2 separate regions of the Homo sapiens genome follow, and region 2 is linked to region 1. Evidence: chromatin contacts called from ENCODE POLR2A ChIA-PET data. All regions are on one chromosome and are shown on one strand. The core of a region is the stretch at or near the end of the contact, and the rest is flanking DNA. Distances in the headings are between cores, read along the strand shown.

Region 1 (4,503 bases), core at 888-3,387:
CTGGTGGTAGGGTGTAAAGACATAAGGTCTGAACTGCTGCAGCTAATACTACTGTCAGGAGGAAGATCCCACTTAAGGAGGAAGTCAAAGCCAAAAAAAGGAACAGCAGAGAGAATGGCAGAGAAACAAGAACACTGATGACATCCTGAACTTCTGGACCAAACTGCACCTGCAGTTAGTCCTACTTCAGTCCTACTGGATGTTTTGATTGCTTGAACCAATAAATTCCCTTTTTGTTGCAATAGAGTTGGGTTTTCTGTTACCTGGTATAGTTCCTTACAATGGACCCAGAGTATGGCAAGCAATAATGACATATTTAATAGTATTAATATCATTTTTAGAATTTACATTATACAGCTGCCCTTTAAAAGAATTTTTTTTTTTTTTTTTTTTTTTGAGACAGAGTTTTGCTCTTGCCCAGGCTGGAGTGCAATGGCGCGATCTTGGCTCACTGCAATCTCCACCTCCCAGGTTCAAGCGATTCTCCTGCCTCAGCCTTCCCAAGTAGCTGGGATTACAGGCATGCGCTACCAAGTCCAGCTAATTTTGTATTTTTAGTAGAGATGGGGTTTCTCCATGTGGGTCCGGCTGGTCTCAAACTCCCGACCTCAGGTGAGCCGCCTACCTCGGCCTCCCAAAGTGCTGGGATTACAGGCGTGAGCCACCACGCCCGGCCACTTCAAAAGAAATTTTTACGGGGCTAGGTGCAGTGGCTCACGCCTGTAATCCCAACACTTTGGGAAGCCTATGTGTGCAGATTTCTTGAGCCCAGGAGTTCAAGACCACTTGGGCAACAAAATGAAACCCCATTTCTACAAAAAATACAAAATGATGGCTGGGCTCGGTGGCTCACACTTGTAATCCCAGCACTTTCGGAGGCCGAAGTGGGCGGATCACCTGAGGTCGGGAGTTTGAGACCAGCCTGACCAACATGGAGAAACCCTGTCTCTACTAAAAATACAAAATTAGCCGGGCGTGGTGGCACATGCCTGTAATCCTAGCTACTAGGGAGGCTGAGGCAGGAGAATCGCTTGAACCTGGGAGGCAGAAGTTGCAGTAAGCTGAGATTGCGCCATTGCACTCCAGCCTGGGCAACAAGAGTGAAACTCTGTCTCAAAAAAAATATATATATATATATTTACATATATACACACAAAAAGATTAGACAAGCATGGTGGGTGGTGAACATCTGTAGTCCCAGTTACTTGGCAGGCTGAGGCAGGACGATCACTTGAGCCCAGGAGATAGAGTTTGCAGTGAGCCAAGATCATGCCACTGCACACCAGTCTGGACAACAGAGTGAGACACTGTCTTTAAAAAAAAATGAGACTGGGCACAATGGCTCTGGCCGGGTTGTGGTGGCTCATACCTGTAATCCCAGCACTTTGGGAGGCCAAGACAGGTGGATCACTTGAGGTCAGGAGTTCAAGACCACCCTCCAACATGGTGAAACTTAGTCTCTACTAAAAATATAAAAATTAGCCAGGCCTGGTGGCCCATGCTTGTAATCCCAGCTACTTGGGGGGCTAAGGCAGGAGAATCGCTTGAACTCAGAAGGCTGAGGTTGCAGAGTCAAGATGACGCCACTGCACTCCAGCCTGCATGACAGAGCAAGACTCTGACTCAAAACAAAAGAGAAGAAAAATATTTTTTTCCAAAATGTGCATCCAGTTTTGTAACCAGATATATGAAATTTATTTAGACTTACGTCAAGACTTCCCCATTTTGGGGTTTTTATTTTACTTCATCTCTTGGTGAGTCAACACAATTTCTCTAAAAAAAAGGAGCCAAAGTGTTATTTTGAAATCCAAACATTCTCAGAAATGCAATTGTGTTGCCCTTAACATACAAAATGCAACTTAGACATGTATATGATAGTTCTACCTTTTTTGGTGGACACAGCTGCCTTACTCCTTTGTCCTCTGACATTCAGTATTTCAGAGAAGACTCTGGCCACACCAACTATTGTTTCTTTCTAAGTAGCCTTTTTAAATTCTGCCTAGATGTATCCTTTAATTCAGATATTTTGTCAGGATGAATCTATGGTCAGCTGACTTTTAATATTTTACCTGCCGTGCAGTATAACTTTCAACCCACTGACCTGAGTGGATCTATCTGCGCTCAGTGACGTCTTCTCCTAGTGCAGATGTTTTAACTGTGGTGTCACTTCCACCAGTTCTATTCTTGTTCTTAGGAGAAGCCAGTTTCCTGAATTTTTTTTTTTTTTTTTTTGAGCCAGAGTCTCACTCTGTCACCCAGGCTGAAGCGCAATGGCGTGATCTTGGCTCACTGCAATCTCCACCTCCCGGGTTCAAGCGATTCTCCTGCCTAAACCTCCTGAGTAGCGGGGATTACAGGCACCCGCCACCATGCCCAGCTAATTTTTGTATTTTTAGTAGAGACGGGGTTTCCCCATGTTGGTCAGGCTGGTCTCGAATTCCTGACCTCAGGTGATCTGCCCGCCTCGGCCTCCCAAAGTGCTGGGATTACAAGCGTGACCCACTGAGCCTGGACCTTTTTTTTTTTTTTTTTTTTGAGATGGAGTCTTGCTCTGTTGCCCATACTGGGGTGCAATGGTGCGATCTCGGCTCACTGCAACCCCCACCTCCCGGGTTCAAGCGATTCTCCTGCCTCAGCCTCCTGAGTAGCTGGGATTACAGGTGCCTGCCATCACACTTGTCTAATTTTTGTATTTTTTGTGAAGATGGGGTTTCGCCATGTTGGCCAGGCTGGTCTCAAACTCCTGACCTCAGGTGATTCACCGAGCTTGGCCTCCCAAAGTGCTGGGATTACAGGCGTGAGCCACCGCGCCCGGCCAGCCTTTTCTTTCTTAAGTTATTCTGTTCCTAGTTCCAGGAGAATTCTAGTGATGTCATCAAAAATCTTCCTGGAAATCTCTTCCAAATCCTATAGTAAATGTTCCTCCAGAGGATTCTGTTTCTTTCAGTCTTCAGGTTGATTTGCCCTTCCCTGGTTTTGAGAAAATTTTTCAGAATCCCTATAATGTTTTGTTAACATTATTAACATTATTTCATTCATCCAGAATTGTATAAAAATAATGTAATGAATGCCTGTGGACCACCCCACCCACACAACTATTTTTTTTCTCTTTATTCATCCTCAAAACAGACACCATTTGGCTGGCCGCAGTGGCTCACACCTGTAATCCCAGCATTTTGGGAGACCGAGGTGGGTGGATCACCTGAGATCAGGAGTTCGAGAGCAGCCTGGCCAACATGGAGAAACCCTGTCTTCATCTCCACAAAAAATACAAAAATGAGCCAAGCGTGGTGGCGGGCACCTGTAATCCCAACTACTTGAGTCTCCTGAACCCGGGAGGCGGAGGTGGCGGTGAGCCGAGATCACGCCACTGCACTGCAGCCTGGGCAATAAGAGTGAAACTCTGTTTAAAAAAAAATAAAAAAGAGGCACCATCTCTCAGAATCAGCTTGAGCAACTTGTAGACAAATAGGTGGCCAGCTCTTGGCCCTGCTCTCTGTCCATCAGATCAATGGCTGAATCCCCTCTTCAGGTCCACGGTTGGAAGGGCCACTATTCGGGATATGACAGTTGCTCTGGTAGTTCAACATTAGTGCTGGTGACAACCTCTCATCGGCCACCTCCTGAGGAACCAGAGTTTTCCAGTGCCTGTGCTTCTCCCTCTGGCGCTGTTTCAGAGTAACTATTCTCCATACACTTCTCTTGCTGTGACTTCTGCTTATTTCTGGTGTCAGTTGCCTCTGGCTTTTGATTGCTTCTTTCTTGCATACAACTCTCAGTTTGAAGCCACCCCACTCTCTGATGACTGTCTCAGCTTGTCTCACAGACACATTTCCCAATCATGAAGATCCAGTCGGTGGATTGGTCATTATCCAGTCAGTGTACCTCTGTTGGATGGAGTTCTCACCTCGAGAGACCTCACAGGTCGCTGGCTACATGTCTGCCTTTGGGTCAGCTACTTGTTCCTCAATCAACCAGCCCTGGCCTAGATAAGGGGGTCTGTGTTAGGAACTTGTTACTGGGCAACAAACCATCCCCCTCGACGAAGTCTTAGTGTCAAATAAATATAAGCATTTATTTCACTGATACACACATAGGAGTTGGCTGGGGGTCAGGTGATCTAGGGTGGGATCCAATGTGACCCTTTTCCTTGTATCTTTTTTTTTTTTTTCTAGATGGAGTCTTCCTCTGTCACCCAGGCTGGAGTCCAGTGGTGCAATCTCGGCTCACTGCAACCTCCATCTCCCGGGTTCAAGCAATTCTCCTGCCTCAGCCTCCCGACTAGCTGGGATTACAGGTGCCTGCCACCACACCCAGCTAATTTTTTTTGTATTTTTAGTAGAGACAGGGTTTCACCACGGTAGCCAGGATGGTCTCGATCTCCTGACCTCATGATCTGCCCACCTTGTCCTCCCAAAGTGCTGGGATTACAGGCGTGAGCTACTGCGCCCGGCCAAAAGAAATTTTTTAAATTAGTTGAGTGTGGTGGTGTGGGCCTGTAAT
Region 2 (4,503 bases), core at 870-3,369, 78 kb after region 1:
GGATCAGAAGTTGGTTTGGGCTGGGCGCAGTGGCTCATGCCTGTAATCCCAGCACTTTGGGAGGCTGAGGCAGGCAGATTACTTGAGGTCAGGAGTTCGAGACCAGCCTGGCCAACATAGTGAAACCCTGTCTCTACTAAAAATACAAAAAATTAGCCAGGCATGGTGGGAGGCACCTGTAATCCCAGCTACTGGGGAGGGTGAGGCAGGAGAATCGCTTGAACTCAGGAGGCGGAGGTTGCAGTGAGCCTAGATTGCGTCACTGCACTCCAGCCTGGGCGACAGAACGAGACTCCGTCACAAAAAAAAAAGAAAGAAAAAGAAAAAGAAAAAAAAGGAAGTTGGTTGGTTCTAGTAAGTCCTTTTTCTGTCTGTCTTCTGTTTGGAACAAAGATTGCTGTGATAAAGTCATTTATATTATGATGCAGATTCATTTCAGAAGGGGGTGTTTGGGGTTGGAATAAGAACCGTAATGAACACTTACTGTGCAGTAGGTTCTTTCCTTCTGTAATCTCATTGTCCCTCACAAGAACCCTTTGAGGTGGACAATATTATCCTCATTTGCAAGATGAAGAAACCAAAGCTTACAGAAATTAACTTGGAAGTTAAGTAACTTGCCTGAGGTTGGACAGCCAGTAAGCAGCAGAGCCCACATTCAGACTCAAGTCTGACTCCAAAACCTGGGCTGCCATGCTGTTGGAGGGAGACCTGCTCCCACGTGGCGGTGGGTATTTGGGGGTGGGCACTGAGGGGAGGACAGGAGGGCAGTGTGTAGCTGGCACTCTAGACTACATGCAACTGGTATTGTTTTCTGCCTGTTTTTTGGTTTCTTTTTGCTTTTTTTGAGATGAACTCTTGCTCTGTTGCCCAGGCTGAAGTACAGTGGTGCGATCTAGGCTCACTGCAACCTCCACCTCCCAGGTTCAAGATCCTCCTGTCTCAGCCTCCCGAGTAGCTGGGATTACAGGTGCGCACCACCACACCTGGCTAATTTTTGTATTTTTAGTAGAGACAGGGTTTCACCATGTTGGTCAGGCTGGTCTCGAACTCCTGACCTCAGGTGATCCACCCACCTCGGCCTCCCAAAGTGCTGGGATTACAAATGTGAGCCACCGTGCCCGGCCTGCCTGTTTTAATTGTAAATGTGTGATATTTCTGTGACTTATGGTAAACAGGCTTTGTGGGCTTACTGAGGACTAAAACATTATCCATAACGTTTCTTGGTAAAGTTTTTGGAGACTTTTGGAATATGGCCTGTTTCATGGGCTGGAGACAGTCTGTATGAGAGATAGTTACTGCCCTCCAGGAGCACTTGGCCTCTAGATCTGTGTCTTAATAGAGGACACCTTTTATTCGTATACCTGGGTCTTTTTGAGGTGGGGAGAGTGAGTGACCTCAGCCTGAGCTGAACAGGTGGTGGGTTGGCACTGGGGAGCACATGTTGGGAATACAGAGCTCCACGGGGCTCGTACCCAGAACTAATAGAGATTTCTAAATGTAGGGCCGCTGGGTAGATCACTGTGATGATGAAGAGGACATGCAGAAGACTTCAGAATATTTGGTCTGCAGGAAAGATAGTCGAATAATTCAAAAGAAAGCCTCTTCAGAGGGAGGAGAGGAAGGCTGTCTCATTTCCCCCCACCCTTTAAAAATGTGTTGTTGTTGTTTTTTAATGTGATTAAGTATATGTAAGACTTACCATTATAACCATTTTTCAGCGTACACTTCTGTGGCATTAAGTGCATTCACATTGTTGTGCAACTGTAACCACTATCCATCTCCAGAACTTCTTCATCCTCCCCAAATGAAGCTCTGTACCCATTAAACACTGACTCTCTGAACCCTCCACCTTCCAGCCCCTGGCACCCACCATTCTGCATCTCATTGTCTTTTGTGTGTGCAGAGTTGAGCAGAGGGTCTGACCGAGCAGATGTTTAATATTTGTTGAGTCCGCCTAGGTGCATGTCTCAGAAGTCCATGTATCATCAGCCAACCCAGAACACAACCCCCCTCCCAGCTCTAATGCAAGATGACAGGCTTCTGAAAGGGATTTTAAATGAAATGGCTGTCTGGAATCACAAGAGGATTGGGCAGCAGCAAGAGAAGTTAAGGGTTTCTGTTCCGTATTCAGTTCCTTTTGCCACCCCCCAGCCATGACTTGCGTTCTGGTTCTGCTATGCTCATGTTCGTCATCTTGCTTGTTTTCAGCCTCTTACTTCATCTCATCCTGGGGGTCTGATGGGTAGGTGCTAGAGGAAGTTGGAAATAAGGTCGTTTAGGGGATGAAGATCATAGAATGTAACAGCATTTCTGTATTAGTATGTGAGGGGTACATGTGTTAAAGGGCGGTCAACCCTCCTGGACCTCCAGGCCTCGACAGTTGAGAGCCAGGTCAGGCTCTGTATTCCTCTAGTGTTCATACTCCTGGACAGACCCAAAGCATGACCTGGAATTGAGTTGGATTTTTTTTTTTTTTTGACAGAGAGTCTTGCTCTGTCACCCAGGCTGGAGTGCGGTGGCACAATCTTGGCTCAACTGCAGCCTCCACCCCTGGGTTCAAGCGATTCTCCTGCCTCAGCCTCCCAAGCATAATAGCTGGGACTACAGGCATGCGTCACCACGCCCAGCTAATTTTTGTATTTTTAGTAGAGATGGAGGTTTTACTGTGGTGGCCAGGCTGGTCTCAAACTCCTGACCTCAAGTGATCCACCTGCCTTGGCCTCCCAAAGTGCTGAGATTGCAGGCGTGAGCCACCGCATGTGGCTGAGTTGGATATTTTAGAACACAGATGAATGCAATGGCCTCCCTGGCCTCCTCACTTTCCCTCATCCTTGCTATTTACAGTTTCTCATTGACCTTCATGGGGAAGGAGGAAAAAGGGAGGGAGTGACACACTTATTCTCCAGGTGGCCCAGGAAGAGAGGAGGGCAGGAGAGCCCCCTGTCTTAGAGGTCAAAATACAGGCCTCTAGCTGGTAGGCTGGGGTGGTATCTTAGGGTACACTGTTGTGGGCTGTGCCCTTACATTACCAGGCAGAAGCCTGCAGTGCAAAAGACCTCTGCGTTTCCTCACAATAGTGTCAGATTGGAAGGATCAAGGGAAGACTCAAGGACTCATGAGGTCTTTTTTCTCTGTCTCCTTGTACAACCTTAGAGGAAGCTGCATGTATTTGATGACACCTTCCAGGAACTGCCCAATACCGAATGGCCCTTCTCACCACAATTCCTCTTACTGCAGTCTAAAGCGTACTTTTTTCTTAGGCTGAGCCAGGTCTGAATGGCAGTCAGTTGTTTTCCTTGGACTGAGTCTCAGTCTACCCCACCCTAATGTTCAAAGTTTGAATGAAGGAATGTTCCAATTGATGACTCCTAGAGACACTAACATCCTTAGGTGTTATCCTACAGTCTGCCTGGATGTTGTTCCCATCACCATCGCCAATACAAGTAATAAGTGATTGAAGTGTTTGTGTTTAAAGCAGAGCCTCTATGGGCCATCTTATTATGACTTTTTTTGAGACAGGGTCGTGCTCTGTTGACCAGGCTGGAGTGCAGCGGCATGATCATAACTTGCTGTAGCCTTGAACTCCTGGCCTCAAGTGATCCTCCCACCTCTGCCCCCCAAAGTGCTAGGATGACAAGTGTGAGCCACAGGCTCGGCCCCATCTTACATTTCAGAAGGTGCCAGCAGTCGGCCAAGGCCTCAGAGCTAGTGAGAGCTGACTTCCCATACTCATGCCTCATGACTCTGCCGCATTGCCCAGTCCCCACCAGAAACAGAGATCTCGTGTGAGATTGGTCAGTGTGGAGTCCAAAGTGTAGTCTTTGCAGCTTAGTTGTGTTTCACAAGTTAACAATGAACATACCTGCTACTGCCCGGATCTCCTGTCCTGGCCTCATAACCTCCTCAGGTGGCCCAAATTGCCTATCTCTAAAGAGCTGTCAGTGGGAGGCCTGCTAACACAACGGGCTGTTTGACTTTGCCTTTGAGGCAATGTGATCCATGGAGTGAACATGGCATGAGGAGCCGGGTGACCTGGTTCTAGTTTTGGTTCCAGTTCATTCATTCATTCATTCATTCATTCATTCATTCAGATGGAGTCTCGCTCAGGCTGGAATGCAGTGGCGCAGTCTCAGCTCACTGCATCCTCTGCCTCCTCGGTTCAATCAATTCTCCTGCCTCAGCCTCTAGCGTAGCTGAGATTACAGGCTCCCACCACCACACCTGACTAGGTGAGCTGATGCTGGTTTGAATCCAAGTCTGTCTCCAAAGCCTATGCAGTTGCAGGGAGTGTTTCCCGAGGACTGTAGGATGATAGGATTCCCTAAGATCCCTTCAGGCCCAGGAGTCCTTATTTCTTCCTAAAAATTTTTGAGTGCCTACTATGAGACAGAGCCAGCCCCCTGTCATAGAGGTCAAAATATGCTTTATTTGTTCTCACACTGACTTAAACATATGAATATATTAAATGTGTAATTTACAGTGTTCTATATATAAGGAAAAGTG

What was found. ChIA-PET counts read pairs that join two places held with the same protein, here RNA polymerase II (POLR2A).
Region 2: POLR2A ChIA-PET joins it to region 1 with 10 read pairs in T-cell. The contact joins two enhancer-like sites. POLR2A ChIA-PET finds 5 or more read pairs at or near these places in 7 of 52 experiments (HEK293, HepG2, PC-3 and 4 more).

What each region holds. Positions count from the first base shown.
Region 1 is chr17:4,764,759-4,769,261 of GRCh38, forward strand. No RefSeq gene overlaps it. Among named protein-coding and RNA genes, the nearest start is that of TM4SF5, 4.9 kb to the right of the region's middle. Within about 2 kb of position 2,138, at least 5 of the 41 ENCODE cell types and tissues checked have a DNase peak (open chromatin) inside an H3K27ac peak, as active enhancers do.
Region 2 is chr17:4,843,177-4,847,679 of GRCh38, forward strand. The region is part of intron 1 of MINK1 (misshapen like kinase 1); the gene reads left to right. Among named protein-coding and RNA genes, the nearest start is that of MINK1, 12 kb to the left of the region's middle. Within about 2 kb of position 2,120, at least 2 of the 41 ENCODE cell types and tissues checked have a DNase peak (open chromatin) inside an H3K27ac peak, as active enhancers do.